3 separate regions of the Homo sapiens genome follow, and regions 1 and 2 are each linked to region 3. A link is an interaction called in ENCODE POLR2A ChIA-PET data of the cell type or tissue named here. Cell type or tissue: MCF 10A. All regions are shown on one strand. Region 1 overlaps RREB1 (ras responsive element binding protein 1). Region 2 overlaps RREB1 (ras responsive element binding protein 1). Region 3 has its middle 50 kb from the start of RREB1.

What was found. Peaks named below come from ENCODE experiments on the same cell type or tissue, not always from the same donor. Only the 100,000 strongest peaks of a DNase experiment are listed, where the experiment ranks them.
Region 1: POLR2A ChIA-PET joins it to region 3 with 14 read pairs; 9 of 35 experiments call an interaction of 5 or more read pairs at or near these places.
Region 2: POLR2A ChIA-PET joins it to region 3 with 11 read pairs; 8 of 35 experiments call an interaction of 5 or more read pairs at or near these places.

Annotation. Positions count from the first base shown.
Region 1 is chr6:7,125,732-7,133,731 of GRCh38, reverse strand. All of the region lies in intron 1 of RREB1 (ras responsive element binding protein 1), which reads right to left. Among named protein-coding and RNA genes, the nearest start is that of RREB1, 22 kb to the right of the region's middle. In MCF 10A, no CTCF peak of the experiment used is centred here; DNase peaks (open chromatin) are centred at 3,341 and 4,161.
Region 2 is chr6:7,141,099-7,149,098 of GRCh38, reverse strand. All of the region lies in intron 1 of RREB1 (ras responsive element binding protein 1), which reads right to left. Among named protein-coding and RNA genes, the nearest start is that of RREB1, 37 kb to the right of the region's middle. RefSeq lists enhancers at 2,502-2,651, 2,910-3,580, 7,597-7,726 and a silencer at 7,807-8,000. In MCF 10A, no CTCF peak of the experiment used is centred here; a DNase peak (open chromatin) is centred at 7,888.
Region 3 is chr6:7,054,327-7,062,326 of GRCh38, reverse strand. No RefSeq gene overlaps it. Among named protein-coding and RNA genes, the nearest start is that of RREB1, 50 kb to the left of the region's middle. In MCF 10A, no CTCF peak of the experiment used is centred here; DNase peaks (open chromatin) are centred at 3,736 and 4,546.

The sequences.
Region 1 (8,000 bases), 71 kb before region 3:
TTCTTCTATTATGGGCATAGGTGCAGTGAAATAATTAAAATTCTGATGAAAAAATAATTTTTAATCCTTAGGACTATTTATAATCTTAATTTAGGATAACTTGTTTTTTCTTCATATTCCTTCTTATTATGTACAATGAATAAGAACATTCATTCATTCATTCATTTACTTATTTAGAGATGGAGTCTCACAATGTTGCCCAGGCTGATTTCAAACTCCCAGGTTCAAGCGATCCTCCTGCCTCAGCCTCCCAAGTGGCTGGGACTTCCCGGGTGTGCCATGGTGCCTGGCTAAGAACATTTTATGATGGGTAAAAAACAATGTTTAAACAGTCCTGATTTTGATGTATTGGCTCTTGGTGGATTATTGATACAATCTGCTACTAACATCATAGTAGGAATAATTGTGGCTCCACCACAAAAGTTCATACAAGCCCGTCCAGGCACCTGGATTTGGCAGGGTGAGCTGATGTCTAAGAGAATGTGACATGCAAGTCCAGAGTTCCACATCAAGCCTGCCCCCTGCATCTCTCCAGGCCTCACTTTCCTCACCTGTAAGCTAAGGAGGTATAAGGAAAAGAAACGAACCATGCTTCCCTGAGGCCCCTTCCAGTGCAATGCTCTACGATTGTAAACAGGGAAAATGCAAATATCATTTAATCAAATCTTGCCAGTCATAACCCACTTGTCGACTTGCTCAGGATAGATGTGAACTCCTATCACCAATTTGACTACTTGTATTGCTTGATGGATAGTATAGCAAAGATAGAAACACTGCATTAATTAAACATGTTTTTAAAAGGTTTCCATGGCTCACAAATTTTCAAGTTTCCTTATCTGTGTGGCAACCCTACCCAAAATGAGGGCACATGCAGAAAAGAAGCTCCAACCACAACAAACACAGTCACTTACTGAATGTTGACATTGTATACCAGACACGGGGTATTTATAGTGTGTTATATTACACTCTACAATCCCATCACTTAGGTCTAATGACTTCCATTTTATACCTGTAAAAAAAAAATCTGTTAAAAGAAAAAAAAGATCTGTGTGTGAAGAGCAAAAGCTGTTTTCAACAATGGTGCATGCCTATGGGCAAGACACCCAACTGCTCTGTGTCAATATCGCCACCTGTGAAACAGGTCAAATAACCCCTACCGCATTCATTCCTTCAACAAATACTGACTGAGCACCTAGTATGTGCCAGGCACTATGGCAAGCGCTTGGGAGGCATCAGTGAATAAAATGCTTAAAAAGAACAAAAAGTGGCTGGGCGTGGTGGCTCACGTCTCTAATCCCACCACTTTAGAAGGCCAACGTAGATGGATCGCTTGAGGCCCAGGAGACCAGACTGGGCAACACAGTAAAACCCAATCTCGGCTGGGCACGGTGGCTCACATCTGCAATCCCAGCACTTTGGAAGGCCGAGGCAGGTAGATCACCTGAGGTCAGGAGTTCGAGTCCAGCCTGACCAACATGATGAAACCCTGTCTCTACTAAAAATACAAAAATTGGCCAGGCATGGTGGCGCATGCCTGTAATCCCAGCTACTTCGGAGGCTAAGGCAGGAGAATCGCTTGAACCCGGGAGGCAGAGGCTGCAGTGAGCCGAGATTGCACCATTGTACTCCAGCCTGGGCAACAAGAGCAAAACTCTGTCTCAAACAAACAAACCAAAAAAACCCGATCTTTACTAAAAATACAAAAACTAGCTGGGAGTAGTGGCATGTGCCTGTAGTCCCAGCTACTTGGGAGGCTGAGGCACGACAATCACAGGAACCCAGGAGGTGAAGGTCGCAGTGAGCCAAGATCACACCACTGCACTCCAGCCTGGATGACAGAGGAGACTCTGTCTCCAAAAAAAAAAAAAGTCCTCAAGGAGCTTAACCTATAGTACATTATCTCCCTTTCTTCCCCCATTTAAAAATGGACAAAGCATTAGAAAACAAATCCAATAGAAGCCATCAGCTTTGGCCGGGCGTGTGGCTTACACTTGTAATCCTACCACTTTGGGAGGCAGAGATGGGAGGATCCCTTGAGGCCAGGAGTTCGAGAAGCTATCAGCTTTGTCAGCCCAAAAGTGGATATTTTTACTTAAAAAACAAATGCAGAAGTGAAAAGATGAAGAGCACTTGTATTGGAGTACACTGGCCTGGGTTTGAATTCAGACTCCCTCACTAACTAGCTAGAGTAACCTTGGGCAAGTTATTTAAACTAAGCCCCAGCTTCCTCATCTGTAAACAGAAATAACAGTGAACTTTTAAGTTGATGCAAAGATTAAATCAGATGAAATACAGACTGCAAGAGGTATAATGCCTCCTGTACATTAAGTTAGGTAACTGAAAAGATTAGGGTAACCTCCCCAAATGCCACCTTCCAAATCTGCAAAATGAGGATAATTATACCAATTTAATAGGACTGTTGTGAGGACTATGAAGATAATGCACAGAAAGCATTTACCATGACTGGCATACGATGGTACATATTTGCTTCTTAGAAATGAGTATTGGCCGGGCGCGGTGGCTCACGCCTGTAATCCCAGCACTTTGGGAGGCCGACGTGGATGGATCGCAAGGTCAGGAGATCGAGACCACAGTGAAACCCCGTCTCTACTAAAAATACAAAAAATTAGCCGGGCGCAGTGGCGGGCGCCTGTAGTCCCACCTACTCCGGAGGCTGAGGCAGGAGAATGGTGTGAACCCGAGAGGCGGAGCTTGCAGTGAGCCGAGATCGCGCCACTGACCTCCAGCCTGGGCGACAGAGCAAGACTCCGTCTCAAAAAAAAAAAAAAAAAAAAAAAAAAAGACATGACTATTAACAGTCAGGAGCAGTGGCTCACGCCTGTAATCCCAACACTTTGGGAGGCCAAGGTGGATGGATCATGAGGTCAGAAGTTTGAGACCAGCCTGGCCGACATGGTAAAACCCCATCTCTACTAAACATACAAAAGTTAGCTGGGTGTGGTGGCAGGTGCTTATAAGCCCAGCTACTCGGGAGACTAAGGCAGAAGAATTGCTTGAACCCAGGAGGCAGAGGTTGCAGTGAGCCAAGATCACGCCATGGCACTCCAGCCTGGGTGACAGAGCAAGACTCCATCTCGAAAAAAAAAAAAAGAAATGACTACTAACAAAAGTAAATGGGGAGGGTAGGCATGGCAGCTTTCACTAGTGAACCCCATGACTAAAGCTATAGAGAAACAGCTGGGAAAAGCAATTCTGGGGAAGAACACTATGCCCCCAAGACCAGGCACCAGGCAGAGACTCCCAGCAGACAGTTTGCCCACACAGTGGGATCAGATGCAGGTGGTTGTGAAATGACAAATGCAACCAAATCTGAGTCACCCAGGGTGACGTCCAGAGCGCGTGGATTATGGCAGCCTTGGCTTCGGTTGCCTCTCTTTCAGGCGCTTCCAGCTTTACCAGAGGCCTGAAAGAGCAAAGGAGAGGAATGGAAAGGGATTTACTACTACTACTTTGCAGGTTTTTAGAGGAAGGAGTGTTGGCTATGGAGGATAAAAATGATTTGGAGGAATTATCAGTAAAAGTCATTTATCCAGACTTGCTCTTGCCCCCAGTGAGGGCAGGTGAAGGCACTCCTTGTCTCCTTTTGGGCTGAGGCAGAGAACAGCAACAGGCAAAGACAGCAAGACTCCAAAATTGAGTGAGGGAGGGGAGAGTCAGTAGAGTGGGCTCAAGTGCCACACTACAACACCTGGGACAAGTAGGTTCACCAGCTCACGGTGCTCTGGGCCAGGTGTGCTGACTGACCCGTAGCTCCACTCAACAGACTGCTGGAAAGCTCTTGGCCCTACCTTCAGTAAACCAGAGGTCTTGGTATATACACCCGTCTACCAACATTATAAACAAGATAAATCAGTTCCGTAAACAAGCACCAAAAAGGGGCCTACCAGACCAAAGGGACATGAACCAAAACCTTCTATGTCAGGGCTAAAGTGGAACCCAGGTTCCCTGCTGCCCGGCTGCACCTTTCCGACAACAGGATGTTACCCCTCTCGAAGGTGGCTCACCTGGAATTGGTAACCACAAAGTCAAATATCAAGCAAAGTATGTGATTCAGCTTTTCAACAAGTCTATGGCTGTAAAGAAATAAAGCTTCGCTATGTGTGTACATCACTGCAGTGGCTTTAGGCAATTCAGATATCCTGGGTGCTGCCTCTTGGTTCATCCTGTACGAGCTGCCATGGGAGGCACTCTCTGCCTCAGGCCAAAAAGCAAACAGTGAAGTGAGCCACGGCAGTCACCCAAAGCACAGACACACAAACCACATGCCCACTGTTGAGGGTGTCTCCAAGGCCTAAGCAGGCCAACTGTGACTTCTCTACTCAAAAACTTTGGACTCCCTACCACTTAAATTAAGAAGAAAAGGTCAAATCCTGCCCCACCTTCCACCTTGCCCCACTATCCCTCCAACCCATCTTCTCAGACACCTTCCTCAACACCAAATTACACTGTAAACTCAAAACCAACCTGCTTTCCTGCTGGGCTCTCAGCCCCTACTTGTGCTTTTCCTAGAAGTGCAGACCCACTCCTGCGAGCTTCTGTGAGCCTTGGCCTTCCCATGGGAACTTGGCTCAGGGTCCACATGGCATAAGAATTCCTTTCATAATGTCAACTCCCCAAAGGCAAGAAACACCAAACTCCACCATGCCTAAACCTAGCATAGCAATTGCTCAATTAAGGATATTTCAGATGAAGCTGGAGGTATTCAAATAATGTGTTAAGCTCAAAAGCATAACTTTTTTTTTGAGACGGAGTCTCACTCTGTTGCCCAAGCTGGAGTGCAGTGGCCCAATCTCAGCTTAGTGCAACCTCCGCCTCCCGGATTCACGCAATTCTCCTGTCTCAGCTTCCCGAGTTGCTGGAATTACAGGTGCCCACCACCACACCTGGCTAATTTTTCTATTTTTAATAGAGATGGGGTTTCACCATATTGGCCAGGCTGGTCTCGAACTCCTGAACTCAGGTGATCTGCCCGCCTTGGCCTCCTAAAGTGCTGGGATTACAGGTGTGAGCCACCACGCCCGGCCCCAAGACAAACAAATTGAGTCAAGTGGTAGAAACTCTCCAGGTATCACCGTATATTGAGATTATCTAAAAGAACAACTCTTAAAGCCTGCCATAAAGCTTCCTGGTCATGTGTCACTGGCTGCATGATCTCAGAAACAGGAGCATCTCTAAGCCTCAGTTTCCTGTCTTTAAAAAGGAGAAAATAACAGCTACACCTCATGAAGTTGTTGAGATGATTACACACAGAGACATACATGGTGCTCTGCTTCCCCTAAGTAGTGTGCCCTGGTCGAACCCACTAAAAGCAGCACTTTCAGACACTGCCTCCAACCCAGCTCCCCTCCAGGTCCCCCAAAAGCTCCACTTCAGCTTACCAGAATCCTACTTCCTCCTGCACAATCTCAAATGCGAGAACACATGAAAAAACAAAACTAAACAAAAAATGTTCGCCAACAATTCGGAAAATCATAAAATGAAACAATCTGTTTTCAGTGATGGAAATGATTGAGGTATGTGTTCTGTCCAACCCACCAAGTTTACAGGAGGCCTACCCCCATTTTGCACAACCCTCCCATCCAAGTCCCTTAGTCCATGAGTACAAGCTTTGAAATGTATAAAGTCAGGCTATAAAAAATTCGTATTTCTTCCCCAGAGGACTCTGAAAACCTGAGAGTACAAGGCAATGTTGTGCCTCTACAATAATTACTACACCATTAATTGTCTTTGGGGCCTGCAGTCTGACTTCCTTCACATCCACTCTAACTTTTCAGGCCTCGGGCACATGATGCTCCTTTGTTGGCTGTTTCAGCTGCAGTGAAGGGGGTGGATCCAAGCAGAGGACCAGGAACATCTGAGGGGCAGAGTCGTGACCCAGATGAGGGCACATGCTCTGCAGGTGAGCAGCGAGCTGGCAATTGCTGTAAGGCAGCTCCACCTTTTGAACAGATTCTATTTCCACCAGACGCTGCCAGCCCCTAAAGCCATCACCCACAGAGTCATCAAGACAGCAAATTAGCTGGCCCTCTGCTCACACCTATCCCACCCTGCAGTCACTCCCAACTGACACACCAAACTCGTGGTTACGAGGAATACATTGTCCCAGTTCAGCTCCCAGTGTCCATCCTCAATATTTTTGAGAAATGAGTCCCTCTCCTCTAAAGAATTCCAATCTCTAATGACCTTAAGTAAGTACCAACTAGTACAACACAATTAGGGAAGTCTAAACATTGTTGAATTATATTTGCTGAAAATAAATGTTCCCACCTTTCCCCTATCATTTAACAAGGCTTCAGAAGGCAGCCCACATATCCTGGGTTGAAAAATCTCTTGTAAAAAAAAAGGGAAGAAGTTATTCTGTTAAAGAGAATACCAAATTCCAAGTTCACACTGCAGTTTGCTAAACACCTTGTCTTCTCTCCGACTTAAATTTTCTAAAGGGTTAGCAGTTCTCTGAACCACAGAGCTGCTCACATCACAGTCCTGCTCCAAAGCATTTGATGGCTCACAACAGACTCCACCACCGAGCCCCCGTCCATTTTTCCAGGGCCAACACTTCTCATCATTCCAACTCAATACAACACGCCTAAGCCCTATCCTCTAGTCACATTCCACTTTTTGCCCTACCCTGTCCTCAACTAAGCCTCATATTTTCATACTCCAGGGCCTGTACTTAAACTGCTTTTTGCCTAGAAGGACGTTTTCCTTCCCCACATCATCCTCCTCCACATGACAAGCCCTGCACATTTGAGAGCATCACTTCCTCTTCTTTTCCCAACCACTTCCCACTTGCAGGCCCCTCCACTTGTCCTTGCTGGTTATGAGGCACTGACGAGTTTTAGGGCAGGGACCATGTTTTACCCATCCTTGCATTTCCAGAGGCTGGTACCCAGGGCAAGTGTCAAGAAACGGTTCTTGATGCAGGCTTGCTGATGGTGGTATTCCACAGATGGGAAAAAAGGAGCCCAGAATGCTGGCCTCCTAATCCAGATTGCTTCTCAGTATTATTTTGCTGAAACTACCCAGCTGCTGTGAGCAAAATAACAATGATAATAACAGTAGCAAATAGAGAAGATAGGTCAGTTATAACTGAGCTGGTAGCACACAAGACGTAATTCTCTGTTACTAGTTTCAAAACAGTCCTGCCAGCACAGTGGCTCATGCCTGTAATCCCAGCACTTTGGGAGGCGGAGGCAGGCAGATCACCCGAGGTCAGGAGTTTAAGACCAGCCTGACCAATACGATGAAACCCCATCTCTACTAAAAATAAAAAAATCAGCTAGATGTGGTGGCGTGTGCCTGTAATCACAGCTACTAGGGAGGCTAAGACAGGAGAATCGCTTGAACCTGGGAGGCGGAGGTTGTAGTGCACTCCAGCCTGGGCAACAAGAATGGGTCGGGGGGGAATCGAGGCCGGGCGCAGTGGCTCACGCCTGTAATCCCAGCACTTTGGGAGGCCAAGGCGGGCGGATCACGAGGTCAGCAGTTCAAGGCCAGCCTGACCAACATAGTGAAACCCAGCCTCTACTAAAAATACAAAAATTAGCTGGGTGTGGTGGTGCGCACCTGTAATCCCAGCTACTCAGGAGGCTGAGGCAGGAGAATCACTTGAACCCGGGAGGCGGAGGTTGCAGTGAGCCGAGATCGTGCCACTGCACTCCAGCTTGGGCGACAGAGCAAGACTCCGTCTCAAAACAAACAAACAAACAAACAAACAAACAAAAAACAGTCCTTCTCCGCAGACAGGAAGAAGCAGGAAACAGACCTTGAAGTACTTACCGTAATTCAGTATCTGCCAGTTCCATAACTTGCTCCGATGCCCTCACAAAGGAGCAAGGCACACTGGGAACCCCCATCCCAAACACACTCTAAGAGACAGGACAGCCTCCTCTCATTGCCCTCCAGTCCACACGGCTCTTCCTGCTTGAAAAGTAAAACAACAAAGAAACAACACCTCCCAGAGGCTATCACACTTGAGC
Region 2 (8,000 bases), 87 kb before region 3:
ATACAAAAATTAGCTGGGTGTGGTAGCACGCGCCTCTAGTCCCAGCTACTCGGGAGGCTGAGACAGGAGAATTGCTTGAACCTGGGAGGCAGAGGTTGCAGTGAGCCGAAATCATGCCATTGCACTCCATTCTGGGCAACAGAGCAAGACTCTGTCTCAAAAAATAAAGGGAATACAGACAACCTGGTATGGTATTTGGACATCATCTGAATCTGTTAATGAATAACTTTTTTTCTACAAATCTGGGCAAAATATATAATATTTTAGTATATGTCTGACTATACTGAAAGGTTTATTCTAACACGTCATGTTAACTCATGAAGCAGCTGCACATCACTGAGGGGGAAGGAAAGTATTCAGAAATTAATTTTCCATATAAAACTCCTGGGTGTCAATCATTCTAAAGTATCTTTCAAACTTCCCTGTTTCCTTAAGCATAGCATGGTGAATCAATGTATGATTAATTCAGCCTTTTGTGGGGGTGACTCAGGATCATCACGATGAACAACTTACACTAGGCTGCCTCTGGAAACTAGTGACATACCCACCCCCCCCCACTTTACTTTTGCCACTGTACCACATGGCTCTGTTGGCCATGCTTGTTTTTCTCAATTGAAAATTTTCCTGAGATAATTGTGGATACACAGGCAGTTTTAAGAAATAACACAGAGGGCTCCTCTGTCCAGTCTGTGAAATTCCCCCAATGGGAATCCGCCATGCCGTTTGAATTCTTGTCTCATCCCCTAACATCTTTTCTGCTTGTTGTCAATGTGTCTCCTTCTGATGGCTTTTTTCCATCCCCAACATTGGCCTCAGAAATGTAGACTGGAAAATGTGAGACAAGGTGGCCAGGGCTGTATCTACAGTAAGAATAAATAGTGCTGAAGTGCAGGCCTAAAGGATCAATGGGAATCAAGGTAGGAGTGTTAGTACCAGGACTTCCTAACACCTTTGTGGCTTTGAAAACTTTATTTTACATACCTCTCCCCCCACGTATACCCTGCTGGCTCTCACTCACTCGCAAGCACATCGGCTGAATATTCTGGACCGAAGAATGCCAAATAAGCGACCTCTACATAAGCAATATACTACTTTTGAGTCAGCTAGCTAATCAACTGCTATATCCACAATGGTAATTGGCAATCCAGCAGTGTCCAGTGTCTTACTGTGAATACTGTCTACCAAGCCAATAATAGTTTGGAATGAATACACGCAGCTTAAAACACAAACTTTTTTTTTTTTTTCCTGAACTCACTGATGTTTCTGAGGAAGTTTTAACTTATCAATCACTGGTACTATGGAACAATTTAATTACCTAAGTTGAAGGAATGAAGTTATAAGAAAGATACAATGAAGAGCATTATGAATGTGCTTTAGAGACTTCAGTAAATAAGAAAACTGTCACTTTGTTCTCCTACTGCATTAGGAACTTCTCAAACAAAGAAGCTTGATGGAGGCAGACAGAGAGGGGCTTATCAGCTTAGGACACGGGATGGATGGTACAATTAACTGTCACACAGTCAGATATAATTCACTCTGATGAGGCCAGAGAAAGAAAACAAGGCAAAGAAAGGGCTCATCTTGTCCCTTTAGGTAATATCCAAATATCCCAGCACGGAAACCATCTTTTCCTCAAAGGTTATCTACACACGTGGCCTGAGAAGAAAGGCAGTAAGCCTTTGGGGAGTTGGGGAGAAGGAAGGAAAAGAAAACAGGAGGAGGAAAAAGGAAGACCTCTTTTCTGAACCACAAATGCCTCATGCTGCGCACTCCAAGCTGAAATGCAGTATGGTAGGTATTCTAAGGGGGAAAAAAACAACTACATTTCTTTCCTATTACTGATTCCTCTCTGCTTCACAGACCCAGCTCGGCCAAGTGGAAAACGGCTGCCATGAGTTCTGCAGAAGCTGCATGTCTTGCCCTGGCAGTCTGAAGGTGAAGCAGGCTTCAGAGGTGGACAGCTCAGGGAGAATCCAGAGAGGACACAGAAAAGCACACCAGGGCACCTTCTCCACGAGCCACCCACAGTCCATTTTACAGGCTAGAGCTCACCCTCTCAAAGTTAGAAGGTGCTCCAAAAACAGCTGGAGACTGGAGACCATAAACTACAAAATGCATGTGATGTTAAGATACTAAGAAAAGTACGGTTTCATTCTAAAACAGATGCACACAGAGAATTGTTTCTTCTGCCATGACAATACAGTTCCTTAGCTTTCAGAGTGCCAGACAAACTAGAATCAGAAACATCTTCCAACCAGTGTGAAGATGGAAGGAAAAAGAGCTCCTTTTCCTCTCCCTCCCCCACCACCTCCTCCCCACCAAAAAAAAAAAAAGAAAGAAGAAAGCCACGACACACCAGAAATAGCCTATGTGAGTCTGCTTCTAACAGCCAAAGGATGTGTGCACTATGAGCGGCTCCCTTGCAATGTGTGTTATAGTGAGCTCAAACATGACTATATATGGTATGTTTACGGAGTGAATGGACACAAACACGAAGCAGAACTTATATCAGACCCAAACTGGCTTTTAAAGAGCTCGGTTCCTCCACATTTATGGCCACAAGACGTCCCCTAAGTCAGAGCTAACTGTGGATACTTCCAGCAGTAATGTCTCCTGACTTGCTGGCACCGAGTTGCAGTGACTCCACCTCACTGCCCTCCCAGGCTGTCTGCGTGTGCACACACTTCCTTCTCCGTCCCCACCTCGCCTCCTCCCCTCCCATCTCCTGCTTTCCCCCTCTCAGGCCATCTACCCCCGGTCCCACAGAGACATAAATGCACATTCAAGAATGCTGCTGCTGAATGGGGCCTATGTTACATGACAGAGGGCATGGTAAGCGGGCCACAGACTGCTCTAGAAACAGATGGCAAGGCTGAGGCCCACAGCCGCTGCCTGCTTCTCACACAACAGGCTCCACAAAGTGTTTTATTCACATCCATGTTCTGCCTAGAAGGAAAGCCAGATACTGAAGTGTGTGTGTGTATCTGTGTGTGTGTGTTGGTGGGGGGAGTATAGTCTGAAGATGTATTAAAGTCCTGGGGGGCGGTGGGGAGACGGTGCGCAGAGCAGGAAGGAGAGGGATACGGAGAGGTGGCGTAGGGGGTAGGGAAAGAGAGAGAGAGAAAGAGAGAGGAAGGCACTGGCTTTAACAGTCTTGCCCAACCTGTTCTGCGGTATGTTCTGTTAACTCCTTTCTGGCAAATAGATGCAAACAGCAACCCCTTTCTTCCCTCTTCTTCTCCCCACAGGCATAGGGGCAGCTACAGGCAGAGAAAAGTCCCAAAGAAAAAGACGGGGCCCATTACTGGCTGAAATAAACCCATAATTTTGGTCATCTAGTATAAGACTTCCACTATCAGCTACTGGGGCTGACATTTCACTGGAAACTACCAACCTCACAGGCCCTCTCCATCTCCCAATTCTCCTCCTGACCCTGCAAAATAGGTTAATCGAGGTTAGGTCCTCTAAAATAGATACATGGAAATTAGGCTGAGCTAGGTCCAGTTTTCACGCACTTGAACAAAGCACTAAGGTGAGAAGGAAGCATCAAGTTCTTTTCTTCTTCTTCTTCGGTTGACATTAGGCATTTACAGGGTTAATAAGGGCAGCCTGAAGACCAGAAATTTACCTGCTTAGCAACAGAAGCATCAGCTAAGCTGTACTGGTTGTTTTGATACAGGAAAAGCAGTTTCTACCTGGTGAAAATTCCTGGTGATGTTTCAGTTGCCATTTTAAGCAACACACATACTAATCACAGGTAGAAGCCAGCAAGAAACTATGGGAAAAGGAGAAAAGTCCAAGGAGACTTTGCTCAGTTGAAAGGTCCAGGTCAAAACCAACCACCAAAACATGCGACCACACATGTAAACCTGCTCTGAAAATTACAACAGATCAGAGCTGAGAAAACTGCTCTTGGAAGCACTAACACACAAGCTCGTTTTCCCTCTAACTTGTTGTTTATGGCTGCTTTGTCTTCACATGGACCTTCAAGATTCTTCAGGTAGTGGAAAGAATGGGTGTCTTTTTTAATCATAAAAAGACAGATCTTCCCCTCTACACGGTGAGACGAAGAAGAAAGCATGACTCTCACAAAAGATTACACTTTCCCCCCTTAACTATGTTTGTATGTCGCAATTTTATAAAAAATGCAGATGTAACCCAGGGCCTTCATAACCTCGCTGAAGGACAACAAATAAATATATCTACTTCAAAATTCAACTACAGAAAGCTTCTTCATTTTCAACAAGTGACTGTTTCATTTTTGGAAGCTCCAGGATACCAAGGCACATAGAGTTGGTTGCTGTAAGATGTTTACTGCTGCCTTAACAGAAATGTATCTCCTTGGGAGAAGCAAGGCCTAAAAGCAGTTAGAACTGACAATTTGAACCAGTTGTTGAATATGTAAAGCACAGTAGAAAAAGATTAAAATATACTTCATTAACTAAAATACAAAGAAATAGAAATAATTTGTGAAAAAAAAAAAAGGAATAATGTCAATGTATACAACCAGAGAACACAGCACCTATATAATTACACAGGGCCAAAGAATGTCTATGTGAGAAAAACAAAACAGAAGTGAAAATCCTAACATTAATGCTATCACCTTTGGATAAGACCATGTTTCAAGAGCAGAAGAATGAGAAATTAAACAGTTACTTATAAATACTCTTCAATACCACATTGTAAAGTTTGGTTTTGACAGTTTCCCTTAAATTCAGTTTTAAAAATTAAGTTTCACATTATAATATAGTTGACAAATTAAAATTGTATATGTACAGTGTACAGGTGAGGTTTTGATACATGTATACATTGTGAAATGGTTAAATCAAGCTAACATATCTATAACCTCATATATTTATTTTTTGTTATGAGAACATTTAAGATCTTAAGTTCTAAACTGAAAACATTATTTGTGCATAAAGCTCAAAAAGAAAAAATATAATGACTTAGGAAATAATAAAACTTTCTAACTTCAACCCAATTTAAAGGAAAATTTGGAAGTCACATGTTTGAGAATATAAAAAAAAAAGTGTGCAAAACCAAGCCACAAAAACAATTCCCCCTTTAATAAAGTAAAATACTTGCACTTATTCAGGATCCCTAGACCAACAGTTTGAGCAAATTAAAACCTTATTTCTGAAACTTACATTTGAAAAAATGTAAGTTGGGTCAAAGAAATTCTAGTGTGGACAAAATGGTGGTATTTAAAGCAAAAATTTGGCCTATGCAAAAAAAAAAAAAAAAAAAGAAAGAAAAAAAGGCTGCAGTGATGCACACTGGTCGCCGGCAGAGTGGGCTGCAGAGGCCAGTTGTATCTAACAGTTGTGCTCAAAACAACAAATGGTGCATTCATAAACTGCAAAAGCAGAGGCTGTTCAGAGGCTGTAAAGTCTGCACCCGAATGATGAGCAGCCGACTTTGCTGTTGTTCCACAGAAAGGGAGTGAAAAAAAAGGACTGAATTCAGTTAGAAGCACAGGCTGTCACTTCAGCGGTGGCAAAACGGTCTAGATAAAGAGGCCCCAAGCACCATTTACTCTCTTCCAACAGGAGCTGGGTCTAATGATAATTGAGTCAACACCTCTACCTAAGATAATACTGCAAGAGCCAGTGTCGGGGGAAAGCCCAACTAGAAACCAGAACATGCACCTCCCCACACCCTTCTTGGTTTAAGAAAACATTCAGCACCACAAAACGCATAGTCTCAGACCAAGGGAGTGAACGACCATAGCCTGATTACCTGTGACACTGCCTCTCCATGCCCTTAACAAAAGAAACATCTGGTACCAGCTACTCAGCATCCCTGAAAACTGTCAGAGTTCCAACTTCTTAAAAAATTAATGAGCCGCATTTACACCTGCCAGTGCTGAAGGCCCATCAGGGCTAGCATAGGAACCACAATGCCTCACTTAATAGAAAACACTCGGGTTTGCAGCAAGCAAGCAAGCCAGCCAGCATCAGATGGGAGAATTTCCTTATGTATCATTTCCTAACCCTTTTAGCTGTATTTTCCCCAAAAATCCCAGTGGCTCAAATGTATTCATTTGTCTCAAGACAAGTTTCCAACACAAATGTAAAAGTGACCTGTTTCTAACGCAGTTTTGAAAGCTTTATTAGGGCTTTGTATTTGCATCGCCTGGGAAGCTTCCAATGCCCCAGCCACTGGTTCATGCTCCACCAGAACCTCCTGGAGAGGGGTCCCAGCATGTGTAGAAGAGAAAAGTTATCCCCCCATGAAGAATGAAGAATCACTATTAAGAGAAAAGCGACCACCAAAGGTGGTGCAGCAAAAGTGAGGTAAGTCTCAAAGTGGAAAGAGGGGGTGCCACGTAAAGTCACTGAACTCATTCTAGGGTCCTAGAGTGGCCGGTGCTGGGGTCCTCCCTGCCCGGCCTTGGGGCAGAAGTCAGTGCCCTGGCTTGGTAAGCTAGCCCCACGTGGCTCCGCCCATCACATGGCTGCAGAGGCGCCAGCTCATGAAGCGGGCCTGCTGGGGGTCAAGCCTGACCCCACGAACTGTCTCAGACTAAGGCAGGGCACACTCAGCAAGGCGCCTGGCAGCAGGCAACCTTTAGCCACCGGAACAGCCTGATGGTTACCAAACAGTGACCTGCTGCCCTCACCGGTGATGTACTTCCAGTACAGAACATCGAGAAACTGCGTCCTGGAGGGAGACTTGACACCGAGGGCAGGCGGGAGGACACAAGGGCGTCCAGCTTTGCGGGGGGACGCACCCGGTGGTGCCGAGGGCAGCGCAGCTGGGAAGGGCATGGGAGCCGGCTCTCGGAGGAGGGTGTAAAAGCGGAAGCCACGAGAACTGGCTGGGTTTTGTGTGGTCCTCCACCTCCATTCTCAGAAAATAGCCTTTTTTTTTTTTTTAAATTAAGACGGAGTTTCACTCTTGTTGCCCAGGCTGGAGTGCGGTGGCGCGATCTCGGCTCACTGCAACCTCCACCTCCCAAGTTCAAGCGATTCTCCTGCCTCAACCTCCTGAGTAGCTGGGATCACAGGCGCACGCCACCACGCCCAGCTAATTTTTGTATTTTTTTTAGTACAGACGGGGTTTCACCATGTTGGCCAGGCTGGTCTCGAACTCCTGACCTCAGATGATCCGCCTGCCTGGGCCTCCCAAATTGCTGGAATTACGAGCGTGAGCCTATGGGCGAGGGCCACCGCTCCCGGCCCAGAAAACGGCTCCTTTTAGAAAGGAGAGGCAATTATCCAGCCCTCTGCGGAAAGGGCCAGAAAGGCCCTGCTTCCTGGCCCGGCCACCCGGCTGCCCGTTCTCCTGGGCTCTGTCCTACACACGCCCCGCTCCTTCCAGGTTCACTTTGCCGCAGGCAAGTGTCTGCACCCCTCCTCCTCGTCAAAAAAGGCTTAAAGGAGCATTTTCTAGATACGTGGTTTTTCTTTTAAACAAAAGTTTTTGGAGCTACCCATCATGAAATACCCTGCTACATGTTTTTATTCTGAAATAGCCATCGGGGAAGCCAAATGTTTCAATGGGGACTTATTTGGGGAAATAATTACATAATGCGAGTGGGCATGCTCATGTCTATGCAAATCTTGTGAAAATTTAAAAGTGGTCACAGGCTAAATGCCCTCTAGCCAAAAAAGGCGGGGGGGCGGGCACGGGTTCGCTCCAAGCACACTCATCTTCTAATCTTTCCCTAAGAGGAATTTATTATTTTTAAGGAGCTGAGTTGCTAAAGGCATCTCTGAAGAGCTCCGGTTGTTCATTAGGTTGTGTCCCCAGCGGCCGTGCCCTTCGCAACTGAGGAAAGTGCGGCAAGATCCGCTGGAAGACGCGGCTCTACTCACGGGGGAACGCCAGCGCGAACGAACACCGAGCCCCGCCCCGCCCGGCCCCCGCCAGCCCGCCAGCCAATCGGCGCCCGCCGCCCTGACTGATGGCCTCGCTACCCGCTCACCGGACACCCACCGCGGGAGCCCTGGGGGCGGCCCGAGGGGGCCCCTGCGGCCGTGGAGCCCTGACGCGGG
Region 3 (8,000 bases):
CAGAGCCATCTCAACTTGTCTTTTCTATATAGATTTGTGATGCAGAAATATGAATCAGCTGCCCCTTTCCTTCAGCAATTCCACTGAAACTCGTGACTATACTGCACTGGGAAGGACAAACATATTCTAGAACTGCAATATAAAATAGTTGATTCATACCTTTCAAATTGCTAGAGTGACTGTACCTTATTTTTTAAACAACTTTTTTAAAAAAATTGAGATGTGGTCTCACTGTGTTGACCAGGCTGGTCTCGAACTCCTGGCCTCAAGTGATCCTTCCATTTCGGCCTCCAAAAGTGCTGGGATTATAGGCGTAAGCCTTCATGCCCGGCCTTATTAAAAATAACTATGACTTCCAAATCAAGCCTTTAGAGAGAACTCTCATTTGAAATACCGTATGTCTATGCTATTGTAGTACAAAGTATTCACATATCTGTGTAAAGACTGCTTGTAAACAGATTCCAGTAAGTTTTATGGAATGGAGTGGGAGGCAAGGTTGTGAATATGTAGGTATCATACAGCATAAACAATCTCCTGAGTTCTTAACAAAGCTCTAGATTGCCTATGCTGGGTATGGTTCTACCATTGAGAACTCTTCCACTAATTCAGTCCTATCACAAAAACTTGGTTTTTAAAAGATGAGCCCTCCAAATACAGAGAAATGTGCATCATGAATATTCTTGTTTAAAAGTGTTCCATTTTAGGCCGGGCACGGTGGCTCACACCTGTAATCCAAGCAGCACTTTGGGAGGCCGAGATGGGCAGATCATTTGAGGTCAGGGGTTCAGGACCAACCCGGCCAACATAGGGAAACCCACGTCTCTACTAAAAATACAAAAATTAGCTGGGTGTGGTGGTGCATGCCTGTAGTTCCAGGTACTCAGGAGGCTGAGGCAGGAGAATTGCGTGAACCCAGAAGGCAGACATTGCAGTGAGCCGAGATCGCGCCACTGCACCCCAGCCTGGGTGACAGAGCAAGGCTCCGTCTCAAAAATAAATAAATAAATAAATAAATAAATAAATAAATAAAAGTGTTCCCTTTTAGTTCCAACACTGATATTGCTTCAAAACTCTTCTCTCAAGGCCTTCCAGCATGCTATATTTAAAAAGTTGCCAAACTGGTTTTAACACATCTTTTCAAGACTGATAAGCAAAAGTTTACTGAAGCAGTTTTGGATAAGAGAAACTCAGAATTATTCTATAAGTTTCCTCAAATCTAGCAGCACTTTTTAAATGGAGGGTTGCTAAATAAGCTATAAATTCCCAAAGCCATGAGACATATACATAGGGAAGGCATTTCTCCTTTGGTAAAACACAAACCATACCTTCTTTGGAACTGTAGCTCACATCCTGTTGGACTGACTGCCTTCAAACCTGTTTTGTAGGTATTATGAACAACTGAGTGCAAACAGTAAGTGGTTGTGAAAATAAATTTTCTAATGTGAAAAAAAAAAAAAGAATGAACTGTTAATACAGTTTGGGTTGACTAAGAACTTCAGCAAATGGCAATAATGTTTCCAATCTTTCTTGTGAATCTTAAGTAAGATTTATTCAACTTTCAAAATTCTTTCATTTAACGATGTGGTCATTTACCTGATAACAGATGTAAAGATCCCTGCCCATGTGGATTTTTTTGGCCACTGATATCCATATTTTCGTATATAATAATAAGCTGTCTTTCACTAGGAAAACAATGGCAAATATCACCTACTTTCAGTGTCTGTCAAGAGAATATTTTCATACAGTATAGAAAAACAAAGTGGAAACTCTAGGAAATTGTGTAAATTAAAATCTGTAAATTCACAGTTGACTGGATGTCTCCTCTCATTGTATACTCACAGGTTCAAGAAAACTTGAACATCTGTATCAAGATGCTAGCACTAGGCTGGACCTGGTGGCTCACACCTGTAATCCCAGCACTTTGGGAGGCTGAGGCAGTTGAATCCTTTGAGGTCAGGTGTCTGAGACCAGTTTGGCCAACATGGTGAAACCCCATCTCTACTAAAAGTACAAAAATTAGCTGGGCATGGTGGCGGGCACCTGTAGTCCCAGCTACTCAGGTGGCTGAGGCAGGAGAATTGCTTGAACCTGGGAGGTGGAGGTTGCAGTGAGCCGAGATCACGCCACTGCACTCTAGCCTGGGCGACACAGCAAGACTCTGTCTCAAAAACAAACAACAACAAAACAAGATGCTAGCACTACTTCTGGCTTTTTTTTTTTTAAGACCTTGGCCTCCCAAAGTGCTGGCATTACAGGTGTGAGCCACCGCACCCAGTCTTTTTTTTTCGAGACGGAGTCTTGCTCTGTCACCCAGGCTGGAGTGCAGTGGTGCAATCTCAGCTCACTGCAACCTCCACTTACCGGGTTCAAGTGATTATCCTGCCTCAGCCTCCCCAGTAGCTGGGGTTACAGGTACACACCACCACTCCCGACTCATTTTTGTGTTTTTAGTAGAGATGGGTTTTCACCATGTTGGGCAGGCAGGTCTCGAACTCCTGACCTCGTCATCTGCCAGCCTTGGCCTCCCAAAGTGCTGGGATTACAGGCATGAGCCACTGCACCTGGCCTATTTCTGGCTTCTTAAAGCCATCTCAAGCACCAGATTGTCTTTTTCCTCTGTACTGATTAAAATTAGTTACTGTGAAAGGACAGACTCAGGCAAGCCTGTCCTACAAGAAAAACATTCTATGTGCCTTCTCTTAGGATAGAATACAAATGCTGTGTTTGCACATAAAACTATTTTCTTTCATGTATAGTTTTTTTTTAATAACTCTGGGTTTCATTTTCTGACATTTTTAGAATACTTCCTTATATTCTAAATGGATTTTTAAAAACCTAGATTCTCCCGCACAACAATGTGAATACACTTAACACTACTGAACTGTGTGCTTAAAAATGGTTCAGATGGTAAATTATTTTATTTTATTTTATTTTTTGAGATGGAGTCACGCTCTGTCGCCCAGGCTGGAGTACAGTGGCATGATCTTGTCTCACTGTGACCTCTGCTTCCCGGCTTCAAGCCATAATAATAAATTTTACATGTATACTTTCCCACAATTAAAAAAACCCCACTAGACTCTATCAACTTCCACTGTTTATTGGGTAGGGGTGGAGCAATAACAAAATGACCCACCCTTGGCTTCAACAGTTAGAGACTTAGAAAAATGGACAGCTTGAATTCTGTGTATGTGATGCTGGAGTCGGGTATGGGGTGTGGGGTGTGGTGTGATCCTACCCCTCAAACCCTCCACCATCAATTTTAAACATTCATTTCCGCCTGCTCATTCACCAGGCATGTAATAATATAGACAGGTGAATTCGTCTCTTTACAGCTTATAAACCAAATGGGAAAATGAAGAGCAAATGATAATTGTAGGCAGATCATCAGCATCAAACTAATTCAAAGCTGGCTGTGACAACGTGTGTAACTGCTGCTCCACAGGACAGACATTTGTCTTCTGACAATAAAGAAAGAAACATATACCTAGAGAGCCAGGTATTCCTTGAGAAAGGTGTTCATACTCATCACCTTTTAGAAATCCCCCTCCAAGTTTCTGACAATCCATCTATCTCTAAACTAGAAACATTTGTGGGTTTGGAGCCTGCAGCCTGCCTGGCCTTACCTCTGACTACTCAGCTCCCTTGAAGAGGATCAGCCAGCCTACTCCTGAGAGTACTGCCAAATACCACACCCTGGGTCTGTGTATCCAAAGGTACAGGAAGTGGTCTGTCCAATGCCTGGGTGATTGCATCATTCCAACAAGCTTCAATGTACAAAGTTTGAGTCACTCTCCACTCTCCACATAGCTCTTCAACCCAAATCTCCTTCCAGCCTAGCAGCAGGGCAGAGGACTTCTGACACATCCCTCCACTCTTTCAGACCAGTGCTAAATTTGGAAAGCAGCAGGTCATCTGGATAAAAACAACTTTGAGCACCACTATCAATGACCGTCCATCATATACAAAAGCAAAAGGACAGGTTGAAACGAACTCATAAAAAGTTTGAGCTCTTTCTCTCCCTGGGAGAGACATAGGAGGTCTCACGGGAAGGTCTCAGGCTCTACAACAAACTAGCTAAGAAACTGGTTCCCCAAAATGATCCATACCGGAGTGACCTGTAAAGCTTATTAAAAATACAGACTGGCTGGGCACGGTGGCTCATGCCCATAATCCTGGCACTTTGGGAGGCCCAGGCGGGTGGATCACTTGAGGTCAAGAGACGGAGACCAGCCTGGCCAACGTGGCGAAACCTTGTCTCTACTAAATATACAAAACTTAGCTGGGCATGGTGGCACGCGCCTGTAGTCCCAGCTACTCGGGAGGCTGAGGCAGGAGAATCACTTGAACCCAGGAGGTGGAGGTTGCAGTGAGCCGAGATCGCGCCACTGCACTCCAGTCTGGTGATAGAGCGAGACTCTGTCTCAAAAAAAAAAAAAAAAAAAAAATGGACTGCTGGCCCAGGAGATTCTGGTGCAACAACTATGTGGTGCGGCCTCTTAATCTGATGAGGCAGGTTAGGGAGCCGCTGGGTTAAAGCACTTGGTTGGAACAGTGCTGAGTCAGCGTATCGGTTCTAACTAAAGCCAAGGAATGACTAACTTACACTCTATGAGGAAGGAGGACAATCTGCAAAATTACATATATATGTAATTTTATTAATACATTTACATTTATTAATGTTAATTTATATATAAATATATATTAAAAAATTTTTTTTGACAGAGTCTCATTCTGTCACCCAGGTCTGGTCTCGAACTCGTGGCCTCAACTGATCCATCCGCCTCAGTCTCCCAAAGTGCTGGGATTACAAGCATATCACTGCTCCCGGCCTGCAAAATTATATTTTGAGGCAAGTTCTAATTGTGAATGTTCCCTAAAACTAGTCCTTTGCCACCAAATTCAAATTTAGGTGCTCATTCACACGTGTGAATGATAATCACCTCTATATAGATGACTCACAGCTCTAGTTTCAGCCCTGACCCATCGATTGCCCCTAACTCACCTAAACCCAGCTACCCCTCCTAGCCTTAAATGCAAATCAACCCTTCAACCTACCTTGAACACTGGCTTCCTGTTCTCATTTCTGTTGATAGTCCCACCTCTCAAGGTCTCTCTGGATTTAAATCCTCTGTCATCTTGGACTCTTCAATCTCCTGCCTTCCACATCTAAACACTATAAAATGATGACAATTTTTCTTTCATAACAACTCACAAAGCATTGTGTTCCAAGCAATTCCCATTGATACTATCCTTGTCCAGGTCCCCTTGGTTCCCTGCAATAGCCATTCATGGCCCCTAAACTCCCACTCCAATCGGACCTATAAGATTAACTTTCCCCAAATCCAACTTTGACCATGTATTTCCCCTGCTCAAAATCCTTTCATAATTCCCTATTACCTGCATATAAGGGCCTAACACTATAATCTATCATTAAATGACAGATTTCATACATGATCCATCTCTTCTAGCAAAGCTGACCTATTCAAATTCCCCAAAGGTGTCGTGCAAATTGCTGCCTCTTGGCTTATCTCACTAGGCTTATGCCACTAGGAATGCCTCTCTCTCACTAGGTATAAAATCATGTACAGCCTTTAAGGCCTAAGTTCAAGTCCTACCATCTCCCTTTGAAGCACTTCCTGATGGCTGCCACCTAACAGCCACCCTCCCAGAACACACCCAGCACCCCGCAACATCTGAACCTTTCTTCCTTCCCCTCTCCCTTCCCTCGTTCCCTCTGCGTTCTACTTTTGACAAAGCTAAACTTGGTTCCTAGTACTCCACACAGTCCTCTTGGCCCAGCCTGCTTTGCTCTCTGGCCTTTCTGGAAGTTCCTGGGCACTTTTTGTCTGACACTTCATTGACAGTCACTCATACAGTGGCTTCCCGGCAATGTTTCCTCAAAAAGAGCAAATCTCTTATACAGAAGCAGTACAGGTTTATTACCAACATTTTAGAGAATAAATAGAAGAAGAAAAAACTTTAAAAAAACTCTTATTATTCCACTTCTCAACTCATGGAAACTTTCTTTTTTTTTTTGAGACAGAGTCTCGCTCTTTCGCCCAGGCTGGAGCGCAGTGGCACTAGCTTGGCTCACTGCAAGCTCCGCCTCCTGGGTTCATGCCATTCTCCTGCCTCAGCCTCCCCAGTAGCTGAGACTACAGGTGCCCGCCACCGTGCCCGGCTAATTTTTTGTATTTTTAGTAGAGACGGGGTTTCACCGTGTTAGCCAGGATGGTCTCGATCTCCTGACCTCGTGATCCGCCCGCCTTGGCCTCCCAAAGTGCTGGGATTACATGCGTGAGCCACCGCGCCTGGCCAACTCATGGAAACTTTCGTAAGTGAATCCATCATCTCTTTTTATGCACATTTTTTTTCACTTTTTTTTTTCTTGAGGCAGGGTCTGGCTCTGTTGCCCAGGCTGCAGTGCAGTGGTGCAATCTCCGCTCACTGCAACCTCCGCCTCCCAGGTTCAAGTGATCCTCCTGTCTCAGCCTCCAGAGTATCTGGGATTACAGGCTTGCGCCACCACCCTGGGCTAATTTTTGTATTTTTAGTAGAGAGACAAGGTTTCACCATGTTGGCCAGGCTGGTCTCCAACTCCTGAGCTCAAGTGATCCACCCACCTCAACCTCCCAGAGTGCTGGGATTATAGGCGTGAGCCACTGTGCCTGGCCTTACTGGTGTTTTTATTTAACTCTTCAACAGTTAAACTTCTTGGCCGGGTGCGGTGGCTCACGCCTGTCATCCCAGCACTTTGGAAGGCTGAGACAGGCGAATCACTTGAGGTCGGGAGTTCGAGACTAGCCTGACCAACATGGAGAAACCCCGTCTCTAATAAAAATACAAAATAAGCCAGGCATGGTGGCGCATGCCTATAATCCCAGCTGCTCAGGAGGCTGAGGCAGGAGAATTGCTTGAATCTGGGAGGCGGAGGTTGCAGTGAGCTGAGATCACACCACTGCACTCCAGCCTGGGCAACAAGAGCAAAACTCTATCTCAAAAAAAAAAAAAAAAAAAAAAAAAAGCCACTGCACTCCAGCCTGGACAACCTTGTGAGACCCTGTCTCTAAAAAAATATTTAAAACAGTTAAACTTCTTATATTTGTCATCTAGCTGTTGAACCCTTTGACTCTTAAAAGAACATGCATATACTTACTTCTCTGTAACTCTCAAAGTGTTAAACATAGATCTGCACAAGAATAGGTGGCTCAGATGTTTAAAACATTCATTCAAAAAATATTTTGAGGGTGTCAGTGAGTAAATGGTTCCAAGCGCATTGCCCACGGTAATCTATGTGAAAACCTGCTATACGTAGATGATTTCTTGAAAAGTGCCCCAAAATGTATATATCAAACGTTCTAAATATACAGGAACACTTCACAATATGAAGAACCCTATTGGTAATCTTTTCTTAACAGATACTCATTCTTTAATTTGCTTTATTAATCTGATTTACAGCTAAAATGCAGATCACCCTAGATATAAATGTTTCATGAATTCAGAGATGAAATATGGGGGTAGGCAGAAAGGATGAGAGGAAAAAGGAAGTTTGCCACTTCATTTTACTTAAATTTTCAATGTATTTCTATAGCAACAATTCTGGTTTGAACCAAAATTTTAAAGTCTAATTATCTTACATAGAAGGAAATCCTGCTCCTTAACAGGGTGACAAAATCTAAGATCATGAATGTGTTCAAGTTCCAAGAAAACTTTTGTATAACTCTGTTATTTTCATTCAGAATGCAAGACTATTCAAAGTATAGAATTTGTGATCTTTCAACTACAGCTGTTCTGCAGTTTAAGCAAACACCATAAATGAAAATAATGACTTTTGCCAGTTGAACTGGATTCTCTATCCAGAAAATAATGTAGAAAATCCAGGCCAGGTGTGGTGGCTCACTCCTGTAATCCCAGCACTTTGAGAGATTGGGAGAGGAGGATTGCTTGAGCCTGCCCATATGAGTTCGAGACCAAGCTGGGCAACATGGTAAGACCCCATC